Regions from separate parts of the Homo sapiens genome. Here region 1 is linked to region 2. A link is an interaction called in ENCODE POLR2A ChIA-PET data of the cell type or tissue named here. Cell type or tissue: Caco-2. All regions are shown on one strand. Each heading gives the region's core, and the rest is flanking DNA. Links, peaks and the distances in the headings are about the cores only. Region 1 has its middle 12 kb from the start of CCDC80. Region 2 overlaps RMP64 (ribonuclease MRP subunit p64).

Evidence for each region. ChIA-PET counts read pairs that join two places held together with the same protein. Peaks named below come from ENCODE experiments on the same cell type or tissue, not always from the same donor. Only the 100,000 strongest peaks of a DNase experiment are listed, where the experiment ranks them.
Region 1: POLR2A ChIA-PET joins it to region 2 with 7 read pairs; 15 of 35 experiments call an interaction of 5 or more read pairs at or near these places.

What each region holds. Positions count from the first base shown.
Region 1 is chr3:112,644,804-112,661,707 of GRCh38, reverse strand. No RefSeq gene overlaps it. Among named protein-coding and RNA genes, the nearest start is that of CCDC80, 12 kb to the right of the region's middle. In Caco-2, for the core only: no CTCF peak of the experiment used is centred there; a DNase peak (open chromatin) is centred at 14,427.
Region 2 is chr3:113,004,182-113,010,190 of GRCh38, reverse strand. RMP64 (ribonuclease MRP subunit p64) reads left to right here. Exons shown (of 9, transcript NM_015412.4): 8 at 1,761-2,020; 9 at 4,187-6,009. The coding sequence ends at 4,655. Among named protein-coding and RNA genes, the nearest start is that of NEPRO-AS1, 12 kb to the left of the region's middle. In Caco-2, for the core only: no CTCF peak of the experiment used is centred there; no DNase peak of the experiment used is centred there.

The DNA.
Region 1 (16,904 bases), core at 13,030-15,529, 360 kb after region 2:
TATTCCAATCAATAGAAAAAGAGGGAATCCTCCCTAACTCATTTTATGAGGCCAGCATCATTCTGATACCAAAGCCAGGCAGAGACACCACAAAAAAAGAGAATTTTAGACCAATATCCTCGATGAACATCAATGCAAAAATCCTCAATAAAATACTGGCAAAACGAATCCAGCAGCACATCAAAAAGCTTATCCACCATGATCAAGTGGGCTTCATCCCTGGGATGCAAGGCTGGTTCAATACACACAAATCAATAAATGTAATCCAGCATATAAACAGAGGCAAAGACAAAAACCACATGATTATCTCAATAGATGCAGAAAAAGCCTTTGACAAAATTCAACAACCCTTCATGCTAAAAAATCTCAATAAATTAGGTATTGATGGGACGTATTTCAAAATAATGAGTCATCTATGACAAACCCACAGCCAATATCGTACTGAATGGGCAAAAACTGGAAGCATTCCCTTTGAAAACTGGCACAAGACAGGGATGCTCTCTCTCACCACTCCTATTCAACGTAATGTTGGAAGTTCTGGCCAGGGCAATTAGGCAGGAGAAGGAAATAAAGGGTATTCAATTAGGAAAAGAGGAAGTCAAATTGTCCCTGTTTGTAGATGACATGATTGTATATCTAGAAAACCCCATTGTCTCAGCCCAAAATCTCCTTAAGCTCATAAGCAACTTCAGCAAAGTCTCAGGATACAAAATCAATGTACAAAAATCACAAGCATTCTTATACACCAACAACAGACAAACAGAGAGCCAAATCATGAGTGAACTCCCATTCACAATTGCTTCAAAGAGAATAAAATACCTAGGAATCCAACTTACAAGGGATGTGAAGGACCTCTTCAAGGAGAACTACAAACCACTGCTCAAGGAAATAAAAGAGGATGCAAACAAATGGAAGAACATTCCATGCTCATGGGTAGGAAGAATCAATATCGTGAAAATGGCCATACTGCCCAAGGTAATTTACAGATTCAATGCCATCCCCATCAAGCTACCAATGCCTTTCTTCACAGAATTGGAAAAAACTACTTTAAAGTTCATATGGAACCAAAAAAGAGCCCTCATCGCCAAGTCAATCCTAAGCCAAAAGAACAAAGCTGGAGGCATCACACTACCTGACTTCAAACTATACTACAAGGCTACAGTAACCAAAACAGCATGGTACTGGGACCAAAACAGAGATATAGATCAATGGAACAGAACAGAGCCCTCAGAAATGACGCTGCGTATCTACAACTATCTGATCTTTGACAAACCTGAGAAAAACAAGCAATGGGGAAAGGATTCCCTATTTAATAAATGGTGCTGGGAAAACTGGCTAGCCATATGGAGAAAGCTGAAACTGGATCCCTTCCTTACACCTTATACAAAAATCAATTCAAGATGGATTAAAGACTTAAACGTTACACCTAAAACCATAAAAACCCTAGAAGAAAACCTAGGCATTACCATTCATGATATAGGCACGCGCAAGGACTTCATGTCTAAAACACCAAAAGCAATGGCAACAAAAGACAAAATTGACAAATGGGATCTAATTAAACTAAAGAGCTTCTGCACAGCAAAAGAAACTACCATCAGAGTGAACAGGAAACCTACAAAATGGGAGAAAATTTTCGCAACCTACTCATCTGACAAAGGGCTAATATCCAGAATCTACAATGAACTCAAACAAATTTACAAGAAAAAAACAAACAACCCCATCAAAAAGTGGGCAAAGGCCATGAACAGACACTTCTCAAAAGAAGACATTTATGCAGCCAAAAGACACATGAAAAAATGCTCATCATCACTGGCCATCAGAGAAATGCAAATCAAAACCACAATGAGATACCATCTCACACCAGTTAGAATGGCAATCATTAAAAAGTCAGGAAACAACAGGTGCTGGAGAGGATGTGGAGAAATAGGAACACTTTTACACTGTTGGTGGGACTGTAAACTAGTTCAACCATTGTGGAAGTCAGTGTGGCGATTCCTCAGGGATCTAGAACTGGAAATACCATTTGACCTAGCCATCCCATTACTGGGTATATACCCAAAGGACTATAAATCATGCTGCTATAAAGACACATGCACATGTATATTTATTGCAGCATTATTCACAATAGCAAAGACTTGGAACCAACCCAAATGTCCAACAATGATAGACTGGATTAAGAAAATGTGGCACATATACACCATGGAATTCTATGCAGCCATAAAAAATGTTGAGTTCATGTCCTTTGTAGGGACATGGATGAAGCTGGAAACCATCATTCTCAGTAAACTATCACAAGGACAAAAAACCAAACACCGCATATTCTCACTCGTAGGTGGGAATTGAACAATGAGAACACATGGACACAGGAAGGGGAACATCACACTCTGGGGACTGTTGTGGGGTGGGCAGAGGGGGGAGGGATAGCATTGGGAGATATACCTAATGCTAGATGACGAGTTGGTGGGTGCAGCGCACCAGCATGGCACATGTATACATATGTAACTAACCTGCACAATGTGCACATGTACCCTAAAACTTAAAGTATAATAATAATAAAAAAAAAAAAAAGAAAAAAAAAAAGGAAGCAAGGGTATTTCAGAAAGAGAAAGTAGGTGGGGCAGGTAATCAATCCAATAAACATTTAGTGCACATCTACTATCTGCCATCTTAGTATCAGGTGCTGAGGATTCAACAATTGCCTTTTGACCTTTTCAAAAAGGAGAAAGACATATAGACCAGGTATTCCACACTAAGTACTCAATACAATAATTCAAGGGTTTTGTGATAAATATATATTTGGTCTCTGCTCCTGATTCCTGACACTTTGCTCTTAAAACCCTTGGAAAAAAAAAAAATAAGAGCTATCTATGACAAATCCATAGCCAACATCATACTGAATGGGCAGAAAGCTGGAAACATTCCCCTTGAGAAATGGTACAAGACAAGGGTGCCCACTCTCCCCACTCCTATTCAACATAGGACTGGAAGTCCTAGCCAGAACAGTCAGGCTAGAGGAAAAATAAAAGGCATCCAAATAAGAAAAGAAGTCAAACTATCTATCTTCACTGATTCTATGATTCCATACCTAGAAAACCCTAAAGACTCTGCCAAAAATGCTCCTGGAACTGACAAATGACTTCAGTAAAATTTTAGGATACAAAAGTCAATATATAAAAATCAGTAGCGCTTCTATTCACAAATAACGTTCAAGCAAAGAGCCAAATCAAGAATTGAATCCCATTCAGAATAACCACAAAAAGAATAAAATACCTAGGAATACATCTAACCAAGGAGGTGAAAAATCTCGAAAAGGAGAACTACAAAACACTGCTCAAAGTAATCATAGATGACACAAACAAATGAAAAAATGTTCCAGGTTCATGAATTGGAAGAATCAATACCATTAAAATGGCCATACTGTCAAAAGCTATCTACAGATTCAATGCTATTCCTATCAAACTACCAAAAACTACCAGAACTAGTTTTTTCTACCTCTGTCACTTTTCGCAGAACTAGAAAAAACTATTCTAAAATTCATATGGAACCAAAAAAGAGCCTGAATAGCCAAAGAAGTCCTAAGCAAAAAGAACAAAGCTGGAAGTATCATATTACCTGATTTCAAATACACTATAGGGCTAGAGTAAACGAAACATCATGGTACTGGTACAAAAACAGACACATAGACCTATGGAACAGAATAGATAATTCAGAAATAAAGCTACACTCCTATAGCCATCTGATCTTTGACAAAGTCAACAAAAATAAGCCATGAGGGAAGGACTGCCTATTCAATAAATGGCACTGGGATAGCTGGGTAGCCATACAAAGAAGAATGAAACTGGATTACTACTTTTCACCATATACAAAATTAACTTAAGATCAAGTGAAGACTCAAATGTAACACCTCAAACTCTAAGAATACTAGAAGAAAACCTAGGAAATATCATTCTGGACTTTGATCTTGGGAAAGGATGTATGACTAAGTCCTCAAAAGCAATTGCAACAAAACCAAAAATTGACAAGTGAGGCCTAATTAAACTAAAGAGTTTCTGCACAGCAAAAGAAACTATCAACAGAGTAAACAGACCGGTAGAAAATATTTGCAAACTATGCATCTGGCAAAGGTCTAATGTCCAGAATCTGTAAGTAACTTTAACAATTCAAACAAGCAAATAACAATCCCATTAAAAAATAGACAAAAGACATGGATGCTTCTCAAACGAAGACATACAAGCAGCCAAAACACATATGAAAAAATTCTCAACATCATTAACCATCAAGGAAATGCAAATTAAAACCGCAATAAGACACCATCTCCCATCAGTCAGAATGGCGATTATTAAAAAGTCAGAAAACAGCAGATGCTGGTGGGGCTGAGGAGAAAAAGGGACCATTATATGTTGTTGGTGGGAATGTAAATCAGTTCAATCACTGTGGAAAGCCATTTAGAGATTTCTCAAAGAACTTAAAACAGAACTACCTTTCGAACAAGCAATCCCATTACTGGGTAAATACGCAAAGGAAAATAAATCATTCTACCAAAAAGACACATATACTTGTATACTATTCGCTATAGCAAAGACATAGACTCAACCTAGGTGCCCACTGACAGTAGGTTGGATAAAGAAAATGTGGTATATATACACTATGGAACACTACACAGCCATAAAGAAGAACAAAATCTTGTCCTTTTCAGCAACATAGATGCAGCTGGAGATTATTATCCTAAGTGAATTAACACGGGAACAGAAAACCAAGCACTGCGTGTTCTCGCTTATAAATGGAAGCTAAGCATTGAGTATACACGGACACAAAGATGGGAACAATAGACACTGGGGACACTAGAGTGGAGAGGGAGGGAGAAAGGAAGAAATCTTGAAAAACTATTAGGTACTATGCTCACTAGCTGAGTGATAGGATCAGTGGTACCCCAAACCTCAGCATCATGCAATGTACCCATGTAACAAATCTTCATTTGTACTCCCTGAATCTAAAATAAAAGTTGAAATTATAAAAAATTAAATAAATATATAAATAAATAAATAATATATCAGTGATAATAATATTTACTTTATCAGGTTATTCACCTAAAAGTTCTGGCATTGGGATGGGTGTGGTGGCTCACACCTGTAATCCCAGCACTTTGGGAGGCCAAGGCGGGCAGATCACTTGAGGTCAGGAGTTTGAGACCAGCCTGGCCAACATGGTGAAACCCCATCTCTACTAAAAATACAAACATTAGCCAGGCATGGTGACAGCCGCCTGTAATCCCAACTACTCAGGAGGCTGAGGCAGGAGAATCACTTGAACCCAGGAGGCAGAGGTTGCAGTGAGCTGAGATAGCACCACTGCACTCCAGCCTGGGTGACAGAGTGAGCCTTCATTTCAAAAAAAAAAAAAAAAAAAGTTCTGGCCTGACAAAGAGGTCACTCAGCACATATTCATTTCCTCTCTTCAAAGAGAATCACCAAAATGTAACTATGAATATTCCTCTGGATGACTTAGCACAAAATAAATTGAGATGAGAATTTATTATTTGCTCTTAGATAAAAAAGTTATTTTAGAGGAAAGTAGGGAAATACAGTAGAGGTAGAGAAATCTTTAGAAAATTATCCCCTCTCTTCCAAGAATGCACCCCCAACTACCCTCACACAATGATACTATTGGACTTGGCAATAGTGACTAACACCTTTTCCACTATTTTTAACTCTGGTGTCTGTAACTTACAAAGATAAATATTTAAGTCAAGTTACAGTAATTCTGAACAATTCTTTTTAAAAATGGAATTAGAAAGCAATTGGGGTAAACAACAACAATAACATCAACAAAAGAAAAACAACTTAAAGGCACCTACCTCATGGGAGGCTGATTGTGTGATGGAAAACCACATGCTATCTATAATCGTATAATATAATCATATAAACAGGGTTTAATAAGGGTTTCGATAAAGTAATACCAGTTGAAGGGTTTTATAAGGGTTTCAATTCCAGCTACAAACATAAGCATTGTGTGCCCTGGAGACTACATTTCCTTGGCTGTTAAATGAAGATAATATTGGCTGTGAGAGTAAAACAGTAAATATAGTACACTGAACCCACAGCTTGGCTGATGGTATTCACTCATTTATTCATTCAACAATGTTTGTCTTTTTAACACCATGTTTGGCAATGTGCTGAGCAATAGAAATATAACAGTGAAAAAATAGGCATGGTTCTTGTTTTCATGGAGTTTAACAATATGGCAGAAGAGGCAGACATTAATAATGATATAAATAATAGTTTGATAAATAAGTAAAAGTTAATTCTGATTAAAAGTTAGTTGCCTTTCTCTTCTCCTTATTTGTAATTTAAAAATCATGTTCTTTCTACTTTCACTTTTGAAAATTTAGTGAAGTAATGAATGTGAACCCACTTTGTAAATTCTGAAGTTATCTACAAATATTAATTGCTATATTTGTAACAAAAATATATCAAGCACGCGCTATTCGTAAGGCGCTAAGAAAAGTAGAAAGGTAAACTAGACATAGGTTCTGCCTGCCCCTGCTGGAGGAAGGTAGGACAGCTGGCACTATGAGCTATTTACATAACTCCAGACAGAAAGTACTAATAGGTGCTTTGAGAGAGGGTTGGGCAGAGGGATTTGATATTTGGAGGAGACAGAGATTGGTCCAGTTGGAGAGGGCTCAGGGAAGACTTTATGGAGCAGATGCATTTGAACTGGATCTAGACAATTAGGGGGCATTTGGACTTGAGGAGATCAGGGAACAGAACATGCAAAGGTGCAGAAGTGGGAGAATGAGGGGCAACAACAGTAACAAAACAGTATGTAATGCATTTGGTTGGATTGAAAGAGGCATTAACGGCAGTAGTCGGCAACGAGTTTGGACAAATAGTTTGGGATCAGAGGATCAAAACATAGAGGACCTTGAATGCTGAGCTAAAGAGTGTGACCTGTACTTTTGACAGCTGTGAGCCATTGGAGGAAATTGAAGAAGACAATAACTTCGCTAGAGCTGTGAATCAGAAATAGTGTGCCTTGAGTCAGGAAGAGTAATCTACAACTGCATATAGGATGTATTGTTATGACTATCAATATAATTTTGCTGAAGAATTTGGAAAGAGTGCTTTTAACCGTGTATTTTGGCCCTCTTGAAATCCAGGGTCTAGAAGCTCACAGTTGGAGTGGTCTATGGAACCTGAAGTATTTTTGTATTCAGGAGTACTGAGACATATTGAACACAAACTTCCTTCTCAAAATAATATGGGACTTATAAAATGGACCCAAAGATCTTATTTCTTTGGAAAAACTAAAGCAGTTTTTTTTTTAGTACATTTACCTTAGCACAGGTTACATTCTCTATAATTTAATATCACAGAAATAGGGAAGAGAGACACCAGGAGGTAAAAATGATTGCTCTAAAAACTAAGCTGCTATGATTCAACATCCTAAAATGCACATACCAAACCCCTCTCCCTCCCTCACACCCACTCAGGCCTATGACTTTAGCATTCAGTAATGGCTGATCAAAACATCTATCCCTGCTCCTGGAGCTCCCGTGAGCTGTGTGCACAGAACAAGCTGACCCTGACTGTCTCTTCTCCCATGAGCCTTTCAGAGCCAAACCAGCTGTGGGAGATGTGCGGCAGCTGGTCAGCCAATCAACAAAAAGCTGCCGGGTGACAATCTCCATTTGTGACTTTACATAGATGGTGGACGAAGCCAAGTTGCCCTGCTCAGCTGTGTGGAGAACCTCTCCACTGAAAGAGAATAACAGATGTTCATTTTAAAAAAAAATTTCCAAACCCGAAACATAATTTTACTACACAAATACACGCCAGTGAATATTTGGAGAATAAGAACAGTTTTTGCCAGCCTTCACAGGGTGTCTGGATGACAAACACAAAGAGAATTATCTACATATTTGTAGTCTACATCAGATTTCTATGATGACCTCCAGAGAGCATGAGACACTGTCTTGGTATGTCCCACAGAACAGTTCTCAGTGTTTGCGCTGGATGTGTTTGGAGCCAGGGGCAAAGATGAGGGTAGGCTACTCATTCCCAAGGCAGGGAGAACTAATGAAGTAGGAACAAGATGGGTAGCTGAAGACTTTGTCCTATTGCCTCACATAAAAGTCATTGTGTTAAATAAATGTGTCTGGCATGAATTTACCAACATAGAAGAAAATGATACCAAGCCAACCAGATAAGCTTTTAACAGATTCAAAGTCTAGAATTTAAAATGCTCTTCATTCAAATAAGCAACCAGTGCCTTAGGGTTGGGCCCTCAGGGATGAAAGGCTTATGTAACCAAGGAAGGCAGCCAGAGGCTAAGCCCTTTCTCCTAATGATGAACAAGTAACTGAAGAACTCCCACAGAGGACGATACCTCAGAACCCGTTCTTCAAACACTTTACCTTGCCGCCTTGCCCCAAAGGTTGTATATTTACGACCAACATCTGAGTTCATACATTTTATAAAAGGCACCTAATGCTTAAGTTCTCTGTTAAGGATCCCTCCTCCCACTTTAATTTAACACCTTCTCCAACAGGGTGCTTTCTGCCTCCCCAAGCATCTCTCCCCTTCTCTAAATAGCTCTTATAGAACATCTTCCTTATAGTAAGCTGAAATATTCTCTAATATTTGGGCATGTGAAAGTATAGCTGAAAGGATGCTGGAAAGCACAGTAGAGAAAAAGGAGAAAGAAAAGCAACTGGGTTATTCTTTTCACAGAAGTAAGTTGAATTTGAATAGTCGAGTGAACATTTAACTGGCTGTGTTGTAATTGAAAAACAGGAGATAAATTGGTTCTTTAAATCATCAGTTTATCAAGTTCTGAATATGTGTAAAACAGTTTCAAATATTTCCCCAAGTACCTCTGTCATATCAATAAATTGGGTGGATATTATTCACTTGCACATAATAAAATATTTGTTTAAAAACTCAAAAATAACCTCTGGATTTAAGACATTGTTTTATGCTCTATTTCTACCATAATCACTCGTACAAAAATCTCAATAATTCAGATATACTTGCTCACCATGTATAGGTGTACATACGTCATGTTTTAATGGTCATCTATTTTGAGACACTAATAAATTACAAATAAAATTAAAGCTACAATTTTTAAAAAATAAAATAAGCGTCAGGTGTGGTGGCTCATGCTTGTAATCCCAGCACTTTGGGAGGCTGAGACAGGTGGATCACCTGAGGTCAGGAGTTCGAGACCAACATGGTGAAACCATGCCTCTACTAAAAATACAAAAAAAAAAAAAAATAGCTAGGCATGGTGTCTCGTGCCTGTAATCCCAGCTACCTGGGAAGACGAGGCAGGAGAATTGCTTGAACCTGGGAGGCAGACATTGCAGTGAGCCGAGGTCGCACCACTGTCCTCCAGCCTGGGCAACAAGAACGAAACTCTGTCTCAAAAAAACATACATACATATATATACACATACATGTACATATGTGTACATACACATATATGTGTGAGAATGTATGTATATATGTATATATGTATATATGTGTATATATGTATATATGTGTATATATGTATATATGTGTATGTGTGTATATATATAAAATAAGCTATTTTGTTCTTAAAATAAAATTTAAACCACATCTTCTTTCTTCTTTCTGCCTTTTTTTTTTTCTTAAAAAAAGCAACTCTTTGTGTAGCCAGGTTAATTTAGGCCCAACATGGTAAAAACAAATTCTTTCCATCTTATTCCAAGTTTAGACCCAGGCAAACTTTTTAATAACCAAGTTATTAAAACCCTTAATTAATGGAATCACTGCTTCCCAATTTCCAAATCATGCTACTAAGCTGCTGTTCAACTGGAAGCAAAGGTTCTGTGGCTCTGCTCTCCGTTCATATATGGGAATGTTCACTATTCAATATGCCCTGTGAGGTGTGTCTAGCATGCTTCATAATTCCAGTAAATCTGTGCAGCCCACACTCAAACCCCCAAGTGGTTTTCTCCTGATGATCACAGCCCTGAAGCCATGCATTCTTCTTGAACTTCCCCAGGGCGTCTTCTGTGTCATACTTATCTGGTGGTTAGAGCTCAAAAACTTCTTTACAGGAGGAAATCTCAGGGTAGCAAGCTCCATTCAGATATTACATTGTAGGCATCTCATTACTCCTTTCAGCTGGATCCAACTTCAGACCATCATTAGGTTTCCACTGTTACTGCCAGGATCACTACCTATGTCCCAGCTCAGGGAACTTCTAGGCCCGGGGAGCCTTGAGTTATCTTTCTGAAGTTCTCTGCTCACTTGAGAAAGCAACATCTTTTTTTACTCAATTCTCCAGATTTTATTTTTGATTTCATGCTGCATTTTAGTCCAAAAAGTTCCCAGGCCTCTTCTCCGGTGTCCTGGGCTGCTTCTCACAGCCTGAGATGGTTACACCATTCTTCACTGGTTACACCCAGTGACAGCTTTTTTCTGGCCGATCTCTTTTCAGGTCAGATGACATATAGGGTGACTGCATGTCCTGGTTTTCCTGTAACCATATCAGTTTATACCTGGTGTTCTCTTTTAATTATTAAAAGTGTTCCTCTTTCACTCTCAGAATCCTGGTTTGGATAATAATGAAAAGATTACTCAAGTTGATGTCTTCTTTGCAACCCAACAATGGAGTCAATTCTATGAATTTTTTATTACTTTCAATTGCTTTTAAACATTCTTTGTGTTTTTAAAAATGTGTGAACTTCCCCAACGTATATATCAAGGATATTAGTTATCTATTGCTACATAATAAACTACCCCCAAACTTAAAGCAGCAATAGACATTTATTATTTCACATAGTTTCTGTAAGTCAAGAATTTGGGCGCAGCATAACTGAGTGGTTCTGTCTTGGGGTCTCTCATGAGGTTGCAGTTGAGAAGTTCATTAGGGCTGTAGTTACCCGAAGCCTGGAATGGAGCTAGAGAATGTGCTTCTGAGATGGCCCACTCATGAGGCAGACAAGTCAGTGCTGGCTGTTGCCAGGAAGCCTCATTTCCTTAACACATGGAGCTCTCCAAGGAGCTACTTGAGTGTTTTCACAGGATGGCAGTTAGCTTCCCTCAGAGCAAGTTATCCAAGAAGGGAAAAACAGAAGTCACAGTGGCTTTTATGACCTATGCTCAGAAATCACACTACGTCATTTCACAGTATCTGACTGGTTACTTGGCACATATTTGAAAGGGCCATGGAGTAAAAAATATATCATTGTATTCAATGAGAAGAAAAACTATTCCTTGCAAGAATGAGATAATAGCAACACTAAGTGTGAACCTTATAGGTACAGCAATTTACAGATATGTGTGTGTATATATATATATATATATATGTATCTGTGTATATTTCTATCTGCACACACAAATATATATATATTTGCTTGTGTGTTTAGATTATATGTATATATACATATTTACAGATATGTGTATATCTGTAAACACATATATTTGTTGTATGTGTAGATAGATATAGATATAAATATAAATGTAATATATTTAAGTAATGCTGAACTTTGGGTGAGTTTAAAGAAATAAAATACAAATACCTAGGCATAGTCAGAGATTCTCACATTTATATTTAACAGTTATCAATGTTTGCTTAATCACTGAGTTTCCTTTTCTGACTAAACTAGAAAACAGTTCTCTGCTTACTCTGAAATGCTGCCTTGAATACAAAGCTTATGAGTTTGCATGTATTTGTTATACCATTCACTCATTCAATGAATTGTAATTGGGAGTTTACCATCTGCTAATCAAACTGTGCTAGATGGTGAGGACACAGTCCTTACCTTCAAATTGCTTAACATTTAGAGTAGAGGAACAGACTAGAAATGATACACATTAAAAAGTGAAACCCACAGGTTCTTATAGAGGTATAGAGAGGGGCACCAAATTCAGTTTGGTCAGGGAGAAGCCAGAAAATTATTCTAAGTGTTATGACATGACATTTGAGTAGAGTCTTGAAGGGTAAATAAAAATTAACAGGCAGATCCAGAGTGAAGAGGGAGGAGCTTTCCAGATGGAAGGAATATTATAACCATGAATGCCAAGATATGAGAGAGGAGGTATCCTAGGATTGGTGAGAGAGCTGGTCTGAAGAGTAGTCATGCAAGAGTGTAGGGAAGCCAACAAGATACAAGTGAAATAGACCGTGGGAGGGCTTGTGAGCCTCATTAAGATGCTGAAATGTAACTTGAGGGCAATAAGAAAACTGTTGAGGAATTTGCCACAGGAATGAAACACTGATATTTTAGGAAAATTATAGTGATGGCCACTGGAGGATGGATTAGAGAGGATGAGTCTGTTGGCTGGAAGACCAACTGGAACATATTGCCCTGGCTTCTGATTTCATGACAAATTGGCATGGTAATACTTAATACTTAACAGGTAAATCTCCTGTTTTTCAGTAATTTCTGTTTGTGTTAGATGCTTAGCACTTTTGTCTAACCCTTGAGTTCCTTCTGACCCTGGAATGCAGTGGTGTGATCCTAACTCACTACAGCCTCAAACTCTTGGGCTCAAGCGATCCTTCCACTTCAGCGTCCCTTGTGGCTGGAACTACAGATGCATGCCATCTATGTTGTTTTGATAGACTTTTGCCTTAGGCTGGATGTTAAGAGTTTATGACTGCTCTTGTGCAGGTATTATTTCCTCCACCATTAACTGAGTATTAGCATTGTGGTAGGCACATTTCATTCATTAAAAATAACTATTCGCAGTCAAATTCAAAGAAACAGAAAGCAGAATAGTGGTTACCAGAGGCTAAGGAAAAGGGAGAACAGGAAGTTATTGTTTAGTGGGTCACAAGTTTCAGTTTGAGATAATGGAAAAGTTCTAGAGATGGATAGTGGTGATGGTTGCACACGGTGTGAATGTAGGCTGGGCACAGTGGCTCACATCTGTAATCCCAGCACTTTGGGAGGCCGAGGCAGGTGGGTCACCTGAGGTCAGAAGTTCGAGACCAGCCTGACCAACATGGTGAAACCCCATCTCTACTAAAAATACAAAAAAATTTAGCCAGGCGTGGTGGCACATGCCTGTAATCCCAGCTACTTGGGAGGCTAAGGCAGGAGAATCACTTGAACCCAGGAGGTAGAGGTATCAGTGAGATGAGATAGCGCCACTGCTCCAGCCTAGGTGACAGAGTGAGACTCCTTCTCAAAAAAAAAAAAAAAAGAGGTTTAATTTTGATGATTTACAGTGATATGTCTTCTGTTTCTACTCTTATTATTTAGTACATAGAGGCTAAAGAGACTCCCTGGCTCAATAGCAGTGTCGAGTTTTTTTCTTCTTTTCTTTCCTTCTTTAAAGTGATAGTTCATAGTTGGGTTGCCTTCTGGGATTTTTCCGTCTTTGTTTTTAAATGTATTTGATTGACATGCACTTAAAATTTTTGCACCTTTACTATATACCAGAATGATAAGAAGGATGCAAAATAATGTAACACTAATCCATGTTCTTAGAAGCTAAAGATCTGCTTAGGAGAACACGAACTTATGCGTGAAGTACAAAAAGATCAGAGGAGTGATGCTCTACAGAATTGCTTCTCAGAGAAGAGAGAGCCATCTGGGTTGGAGCATCGGGAAACCCTGTGGAGGAGGTGATGCAGGGCCTGGACACTGATGAATAAGCTGAATCTGGACACATGTAGCAAGGACCTGTGGAGAAACGGCCAAAGAAGTAACATGGTCCCAGCTGCCGGCTACTGAAAACACTGCGTGCTCCTGCCTTTCCCCCATCACACTAGCTGTTCCTCTTTCATGTCCTTTACTCTTTTTCTTCCTCTACCAGTCCCTAAGTAATTTCTTCTAGCCTTAGGCTTTAAATCAGGGGTGTCCAATCTTTTGGCTTCTCTGGGCCACACTGGAAGAAGAGGAATTGTCTTGGGCTACATATAAAATACACTAACGATAGCTGATAAGCTAAAAAAAAAAAAAAAAAAGTAAAAAAAAATCTCTATGTTTTAAGAAAGTTTACAAATTGTGTTGGGCTACATTGAAAGCCACCCTGGGCTGCATGCAGCCCATGGGCCACGGGTTGGGCAAGCTTGCTTTAAATAGCCTCTCGAATTTATAATTCCAGCCTCAGTCCTCCTCGAAGTCCAGACTCATGTATCTAACTGCTTGCTTGACATCTGTATCAGAGTGTCTGATGGGAATTTCAAACAAAACATTTGATTCTTTCTGCCCCAAACTGCTTCTGTCAGCTCTGTTTTCAAAATATATACCACATCGAGTGACTTTTCTGCACTTACCGTGCTTCTAGCACGCTGGTTCAATAGACTGCACCTTTCACTTGTACCACTACATTATCTTCCTCACCAGTTGGTTAACTGTTGTCATTCTTGCAGCCACACTCTATTCTCCAGGCAGCATTCCTAGCATTCCTGTTAAGTCACATATCAAGCTTTGCCACATCCTTGCTTAAAATCGGCCAACATTGCTCTTCTGGAACAAGCTTGTGAAATAGCCCGGGTGTCAGTGCCTGTGCACTCACCATTCCCTCTACTCTGAATGTTCTTCCCCTCCCCCAATACTTGAGTGACTTGCTTTCCATTCTCACTTAAAATCCTTTTCTTTGGATAAGGGTATCTAAAATGGCCTCTTCCCCTTCATCAACATTTACTCCCTCCCTTTAAAAAACAAAAAACAAAAAAACAACAAAAAAAACTCTTTCAAGTACGTATGTAGGCTTAGGTATTTTGTTTTTATTTTTATTGTCTGTTTCCCACCGTTGTAATGTAAGCTCCCGGGAGTCAGGGAATGTTCATTTATGTATCCCTAGTGAGTAGAATAGTGCCTTGCATTGAGTAAATATTTGTCGAATGAATGAGCTGCCATCCTGTTGGTTCACACTTTCTGATGTAAGGTGATATTCTGAGTGATGTGGTCAAGACCTGCCATGCAAGGTCAGTACAGTGAACCGACCACTAAAGGATAGGGCAATCCTAGCAGGACAGGTGCCGGGCCGAAATTGGGACTGGGAAAATGAGATACAACACTTGTCTGCCAGACAAGAGTATCTGGGACTCTAGGGGACTCCACAGCCAAAAGGACATACCAAGCAAGATCTTATAGGTGACACACAGTTGCTGCCATGGCAAGCCTCCTTCTGTGGAAAGCCTGCTCAAGGAATTGAAGAGGCAAATTCTCCAACAGAAATGAACTCTGTGCATACTGGCTGCAGCCATAGTCAGCACTGAACTTTTACATGCAGAGAAAGTTGGCAGCACTGCTGTGGAGAGTATAATATTTATCTTCTCCAATGGGCTGTGAACTTCTAGAGGGGAGAGTCTGCTTGGTTCTGTGTCATTCCCGGTGCTCAGTCTGCATTTTTGCCAAACATTTGAGAGAAGGATTGAAAAAAAGGAGAAAAAAATTATATCATCTTTATCTTCTTGGCCATACCTAAGGGCACGGAGAAAGGTACAATTGGAATGTTCTCCTTCAGATCCAATCGATGTAAATCTTTTGTATGCATTAAATAACCAATGATAAAGACTTTAAATCCACCCCTTCCAGACCCAAGCACTAGTCCCCCAAGCAGCAAATTCATATGCCCACAAGTTCACATCTTTTACATAAAATAACAACCAATAAATAATTGAACTTTAAATCATTCACTCTGGAGATTTAAAATGAATCTTTGGGCCATTCACACAGCTCCTTAATTTCTGCTAGGGCAAGATCTTTAATTTGTACTAGCTAGGAGATGGACATTTTCTTAATTAAGCAACCTGCTACAGGGACAAAAAGGTGCCTACAAGGTTTCCCCAGCAAACTCTAAGTAATTAAAAATAAATGCATAAAGAAAGAATATTAACAACTGTTCTCAAGAGCTTTGACCATTATCCCATTAGGTAACTTTTATTTTTAAAGTACACAGTTTCCTTCAATTTTGGATTAAACATGTGACTTTGTTGACATTTCATGGACAATACTAAGTGTTTCTTTTGGGGGTTACGCTTTCTCAGAACATCCCTGTGAGAAAGGAATAATACAGGGTGGTTGGAGGAGATTAGAAAATTCCAAGCAGCAGTTTCACATGACTAGCAAAATGAAGCTTGAAATAGCTTCGGAAGCTATGGCCTAATAAGATCCTGAAAAAACAGGGATCAAGAGGGCCAGGCGTGGTGGCTCATGCCTGTAATCCCAGCACTTTGGGAGGTGGAGGTGGGCAGATCACGAGGTCAGTAGATCGAGACCATCCTGGCTAACATGGTGAAACCCCGTCTCTACTAAAAATACAAAAAAAAATTAGCTGGGTGTGGTGGCGGGCGCCTGTAGTCCCAGCTACTCGGGAGGCTGAGGCAGGAGAATGGTGTGAACCCGGGAGCAGAGGTTGCAGTGAGCCGAGATCATACCACTGCACTCCAGCCTGGGGGACAGAGCGAGGCTCTGTCTCAAAAAAAAAGAGTAAAGAAAAAGCACCCAGGCTTATGCTTACAGCTTGTCTGCTGGGGATCCTGAACGATACACTGTGGGGGCCACATCCGTGACTAGCAATGACCCTTACTGGAACTATCAACAGGACCAGGTTGATCTAAGAAAAATCATATGGTGACTTGTTTGGTGGAGGGAATGAAACAATATACCACTAAGCCCGCGAACTGTAATAAAATAAGATAAATAAGAAAAGGATGAAAACTCAGCTTTGTTTCAGGGGCACCTTTGTGGAGGACCTAAGAACATATACTAACATTGATCTCAGTACTGACGCTGGCCAAATTTTTCTACAGACACACTTTATTAGCCAGTCAGCACCTGACATAAGAAGAACATTACAGAAATTGGCTTTGGAACTCTACACACCTATTAATGAAATGTTTGGTGTGGCTTTTGGGGTATTCAATAATAGGGACAGAGCTAAAATGGCTGAAATGACCCAGAATGGCAAAAA
Region 2 (6,009 bases), core at 145-2,644:
AGTATGGTAAGCATTTAATTGGAGTTAGATGTTATTAGCTACGGTCATTTTGGTCATCATCCTCATCATTTTGTCATGAAGCTATTCCTTTACTCCTGTTGAGGTTCAAGTTTTAACATGATTGATTAATGTCTGTAAATTCTGTTTGTTCTGGACCTAACAGCATATAAGTACATCGGCATTACTGTTTTACTCAGTAACTTGACTTTTTTTTTTTTTTAACCCTGTCTTTGCAAAATGTCTACTTCTGGTATTTTTCATGGGTTAGTTTACTTCTTTTATTTAAGAATTCTTAAACATATTTTCTTGAACTTAAGGACTCCAGCTTCCATTGATGTTCTGTCCAATTTATGAATTCAGAGTGAGGAGTAATACTTTCTGTGCCAGGCATTGTTCTAAGTGCTTTTATATGCATGAAGTCATGTAATTATATCACAAAAGCTCTGTGAGGTGGGCATGCTTATTACTGTTTTCATATTTCAGATGAGGAAACTGAGGCATAGAAAGGCCAAGAAACTGCCAGGCCACATAGTGAATAAATGGTAGAGCTGCGATTTGAATGCAGGCAGTATGGTTTCATAGTCTTTCTTCTTTACTATTCACCAGTCCCCAGAACAGTTTTTCAACTGTATCTCAAGAACTATGGTGCTTTGTGAACCTTGAAACTTCTGCAGCCTGTGCACCTGTTTGTAGGTGAGCTGGCTTTGAAGTTGGTGGGTCAGCATCCCTCTTACTCAAAACTAACTGCTACTATATTTTTAGCAAATAGCACTAACTTGCTTAGCTTTAAAGCAAACTACTTCTATTGATCACCAAACATAAACTATTGACCTGGGTCATTACTTTTATATTTTCTACTTTTTTTTAAAGTTCCTTTTGAGTGTAAGAAATTTGGAAGAAGGTAAGCTTTGAATGAAAGAGCAGATCATCTCGTAGGCAGCATATTTTCATAAAGAAATAGTAAACGTTAGTAAAATCCAAATGTGACTTGATATAGAAAGAAGGGGTTGAAGAAGTAAAGGTGCCTTGTCAGAAGATGGTTGAAGTAGAATTGGAAGTGTTGCTCAATTGAGCATTTTTAATAGATATTCAGCAGGCATTAACTGATTAATGGGCTTATTCTGCTGGGCACTCTGCAGGGCCCCATATCTTCCCTGTTTTCAGAAACATTTCTAAATTGAGGAGGTTTGCCCAGGATACGGAAATAAGTGAAAAACAAGTCGTGATAATCTGGTGGTGTAGCGAAGAGGGGCCTTTCAGTGATCCCCCAACCCTCTGCAATTAGGCTTTGACCAGTATTTAATCATGTGGGGTTTTTTTATTGTGTATGTGAGATATGTGTGTTAGGATATTTATGTTAACTTTCCTATGTCAATCTAATTCAGCTGCAGATGGGACCTGTCCTGGTACAGAGGGGGAACAAAACAACTTGTATTTGGAGCAGTGGAGAAAAATTCAGTTTTTAAAGACATAAGGAAAGCTTAGTGAGCAAAAAAATTTCCTTACAGACTGATTTTTTTTTTTTAATTTTTAGGTTTTGTGGGTACGTAGCAGGTATATATATTTATGGGGTACGTATTTTGTTATAAGCATATAGTGCATAATAACCACAGGGTAAATGGGGTATCCATCACTTCAAGCATTTAGGGACTGATAATTCTAATTTTTAAATTTTGATTGTGAGCTAGCTTTCCTTGTTGTCATATAATTACAAGTCAGTAACATGTCCAATATATTTTTCTCATCTTTCCACGTTTCAGGAGACCAGTTTTGATTTTAAATGTTCTCAATCCAGACTAAAGACAACCAAGTATTCTTCTCAGAAAGTGATAGGAACTCCTCATGCCAAAAGTTTTGTGCAAAGATTCCGAGAGGCTGAGTCCTTCACACAACTTTCTGAAGAAATCCAGATGGCAGTTGTATGGTGCAGGAGCAAAAAACTCAAGGCTCAGGCCATTTTTCTGGGTAACAAACTTCTTAAAAGCAACCGGCTTAAACATCTGGAAGCTCAAGGTACTAGGTAGGTATATTGCAAAAATTATGTTACTTTACTTTTTCTGTTGTTGTTATGAGTAAAAGTATTCAGGTCACTTTTCTTTAAAATGTGATGTCCAGCAGCCGCAGCGGGGCTAAATTGGGATGTACTCAAACTGCAATTGCATTTGCTGCTTTTATTGTAAGAGCAAAGCTGTATCATTGGAGGAAGAAGATAAACAAGTTAATTGGACTTCAGTCCCCGTTATGCTCTTCATCATTTCCATCAGCTCATTCAGGAACCATTAAGAGTGTCTAGTGTGCTGAGCCTGAGGATACAACTGCATAAAGACGTGACTTGGTCTTCAGGGAGCTCAGGGTCTTCTGGGAAAGGCAGCCCTTCTGCAGACAGCTTCAGTGCAGTGCAGTGGGATAAGGGCATGAGAGCAGAAGCAGAAGGTGCCTGCCTTCCATGAGGCCCACACAAGACTGCTGGGGTGTTGTACTGTTGCTACTTGCTACTGTTTGTAGCAGCTGGACTCTATCTATATTTCTTTTCTGTGATTTTTATATTCACAACTGTTTAAGGGTGCTTATCTTTGCTTGTGAACCAGTATTGCATGAAGTATTACATGAATTTAGACATTAGACACTTCAGGGCTTAACGGTAATGATTTCAGACACAAATATGTATTAAGAGCCTATTCCACCTTCACAGAGGCAATTATTCTGACCTGTTTTTTATTGTATTCTTTAACAAATATCCTGTGCATGCCCCATAATTTCTTATCCATAGTTTAGAGCTATTCAGGGATTTAAAGTTCATTCCTGGGGATGAACCACGTATTGAAAATTTGTTAAATTTTCTTTTAAAATTTGCATAAAATATATTCCTGTTTTAGAAAAAAAAAAGTATACAGTGAGGGTTTTGTAACACATTTTGATTAAAAGCTATGGGGAAAGTGGTTGAATATTCCTGAGGGATAAAGTGCTTGAGGGGTTTTTACATTGAGATGGCTCCTCTAAAGGTCTGTAATAATCTAAAAGTGATGTATCCTATGGCTGGAGACGCAGCCTGAGATGGAGAGAAGCATTCTGTTTAAAATTGGGTTTAAAATCAAGGGTAGATGAGGCAGAGGTAACAACTAAAAGTTAATGAGAAGGGTAGCAAACTGGTGTTTATTGGTTAAACCATTACTCAGTACTCCCCCAGATATAGTGCTCCTTCATAGATTGCCCTGTTTTGCTGTTTCATTAATATATTTGTAGTAAACTTTATAATTTATTTAATGTCCATAATAACATTGTGAGGTAGACAGTATTATTCCCATTTCATAGATGGGTAAATGGAGGATTTTGCTCAAGGGGTTAGATGTGGAACTCAGTTCAGGCCCTCTGTTTTCCTTTCAACTCTGAAGTACACCCACCTTCTCCCCACTTAAAAGCCACTGCTTATAGTGAGATAAGAAAATGGTATGGAAGCAAAGATCATGATTTACTTTATTATAATGGGCTTCCTCAAAGTTTTATATCCATGCCCGTCTTTTAAAATCTATCACAAACAGTGAAACAATTCAGCAAGGCACTGATGAACCTTGTGGCAGTGTACCGTGTGTGGAAGCAAAACACCTAAAATGATCAGCTGTTTGATTTCTGAATTTCCAAACTTGAAGATGACATATGAATCATAATTAGGGTAGCTTAAGGCTGTCTGTGTATCTGGGCCAGAAGCCCTGTCTTCATATTGTTTTATAAACCCCTCTTAGCCTTTATTCCTTTTTCCTTGTTCATTTCCTGCCACAGCATGAAGCTGATTATCCAGATTCGGATTAATACGTACTGGCAGATTTTTTCATTTGTGATGTTTCCTCATGTCCACTCATTACATTATGAACAGATTAGCAGTTATGAGGGAAAAGCTCTGACACTAAAGTATAGGGTATCTCGCCATTCAGCTAATTGCTAGGCGGCTGTACTTTTGAGAGTTTGAAAGCAAAATGGGGACACATTCGTCTACACTTCAATCAGAGGGCATTTGTGCTCTCAAAAAACAGACTTGGGGTGAAATTTTTCGATGTGGTTCTGGGATTGTACACAGGCATAGGACTTGTAGATAAGTTGTGTATTTTTCTTTTCAGTTGGTAAATTAAAAGTGCTTGAGAATGTTTTTCTCATCTTAAGCCCAGATTTTTCCTCTCTCTGTCTTTTAAAGTTTGCCAAAGAAACTAGAGTGCATAAAAACGTCTATTTGCAACCACCTTCTTCGTGGCTCAGGTATCAAAACTTCAAAGCATCATCTGAGACAGAGAAGATCACAGAATAAATTTTTACGGAGACAAAGGAAACCACAGAGAAAGTTGCAGTCGACTCTTTTAAGGGAAATTCAGCAGTTCTCTCAAGGGACTCGGAAGAGTGCTACAGATACCAGTGCTAAGTGGAGACTCTCACACTGTACTGTGCATAGAACTGATCTCTACCCTAACAGTAAGCAGCTCTTGAATAGTGGAGTTTCAATGCCTGTCATACAAACTAAGGAGAAAATGATTCATGAAAATCTTAGAGGCATCCATGAAAATGAAACTGATTCGTGGACGGTGATGCAAATAAATAAAAACAGTACATCAGGAACCATTAAGGAGACAGATGACATTGATGATATTTTTGCTTTAATGGGAGTTTAGATGTTCGTTCATATGTGAGACTTTTAAGTGATTAACAAGGCTAGTTCAGTGTTCTAAGTAGAACTGCTAAGATCTGGAAGTACCACCTGGACTCACAGAGGAGCTGCTTTAGTGCAGCATTGCACAGGAGTTCATTTCAGTTCAGTCTACATTTAAAGTAGCATTGTGTCATTTCATCAACAAGTATTTCTTTTTTGGCTTCAACTACATGTCAGGTGTTAATATGAAAAATCTGCCACAGCCTACCCTTGAGAAGCAGATGTAATTCCTTGAGTGAGGCTAGTAAGTCTCTGAAAAACTGAATAATTTTATGACTTACTAGGCAATTTAATAATCGTTTGCAAAAACCATTGTGTCTTGAGGTAAATGAGGAGCGGGGGTGGGAGATAGCAAGGAAACACCTGAAAGGTCAATTTGGTCTTATTGGCTCCATTATACATAGGTCCGCCTCTGAATACTAAAGTTTGTAGCTCCTGACATTTATGTTTTCTTGTTTATATGTTGGAATTGATCAACAAGGTTTGCCACTGCTTGTATTACCAGGGACTGGTTACAACCATTATTTCTCTTCATTTGCTTGGCTTATCTCATATTAAAGTGAGTTTGGAGTTCTCCAAAACGTTTTAATTTTATTTATTTGGGTACCAGTGATTGATTCCAAATAAACCTTTTTACAAAAAGGCAATAAGGTGGTTTATGGTTACATATGAAATATAATAGGATAACAGGTAGATGAGAAAGTAAAATGAAAAAATGAGGTTAGGAGATACAAAGTAGACCCAGGAATGAGGCTAGAACATTTATAATTTGGTGTTGATGCTGTCATCTGATAGGGGATGTTGCTCGTACTGTTGCTCTGAGGGGAGTACATCTTGAGTATTTTCAAATAATGATGTGAAGTTTGAGGTAGGTATCTTTCCAATGTTCTAACTTTACTAGAATTAGGTTATTAAGCTTCTCTAGTGCCCTTAACTTTTGTTACATAGAGATTTAAAGAAAAAGAAAGTAGTACCTTAGTATGTACCGCATCCTTCTTTTCCTCAGCCACCCTATCATAACAGAAGTTATTTCCCTTCCATTCTTTATTTGGCTTTGTTCTTTCCCTGTCTGCCTTCTCCATTTTCTCAGTTATCTCTACCAGTGGTTCTCAAACTTTAGACTTTTTGAGAATCACCTGGTGGGTTGCTAAAAGATGCAGATTAGCCCTTTCCCAGAGACTGATAAACAGGGGCCAGAAACCTGCATTTTTAACATGGAGCCCAAGTGATTTTGATCCAGGTGGCCCCCAAATCCAGTTATATAAACACTACTTTAGCTTCTCTCCTGAAGCCTTAAGTAAACTGGTTTAATTCTT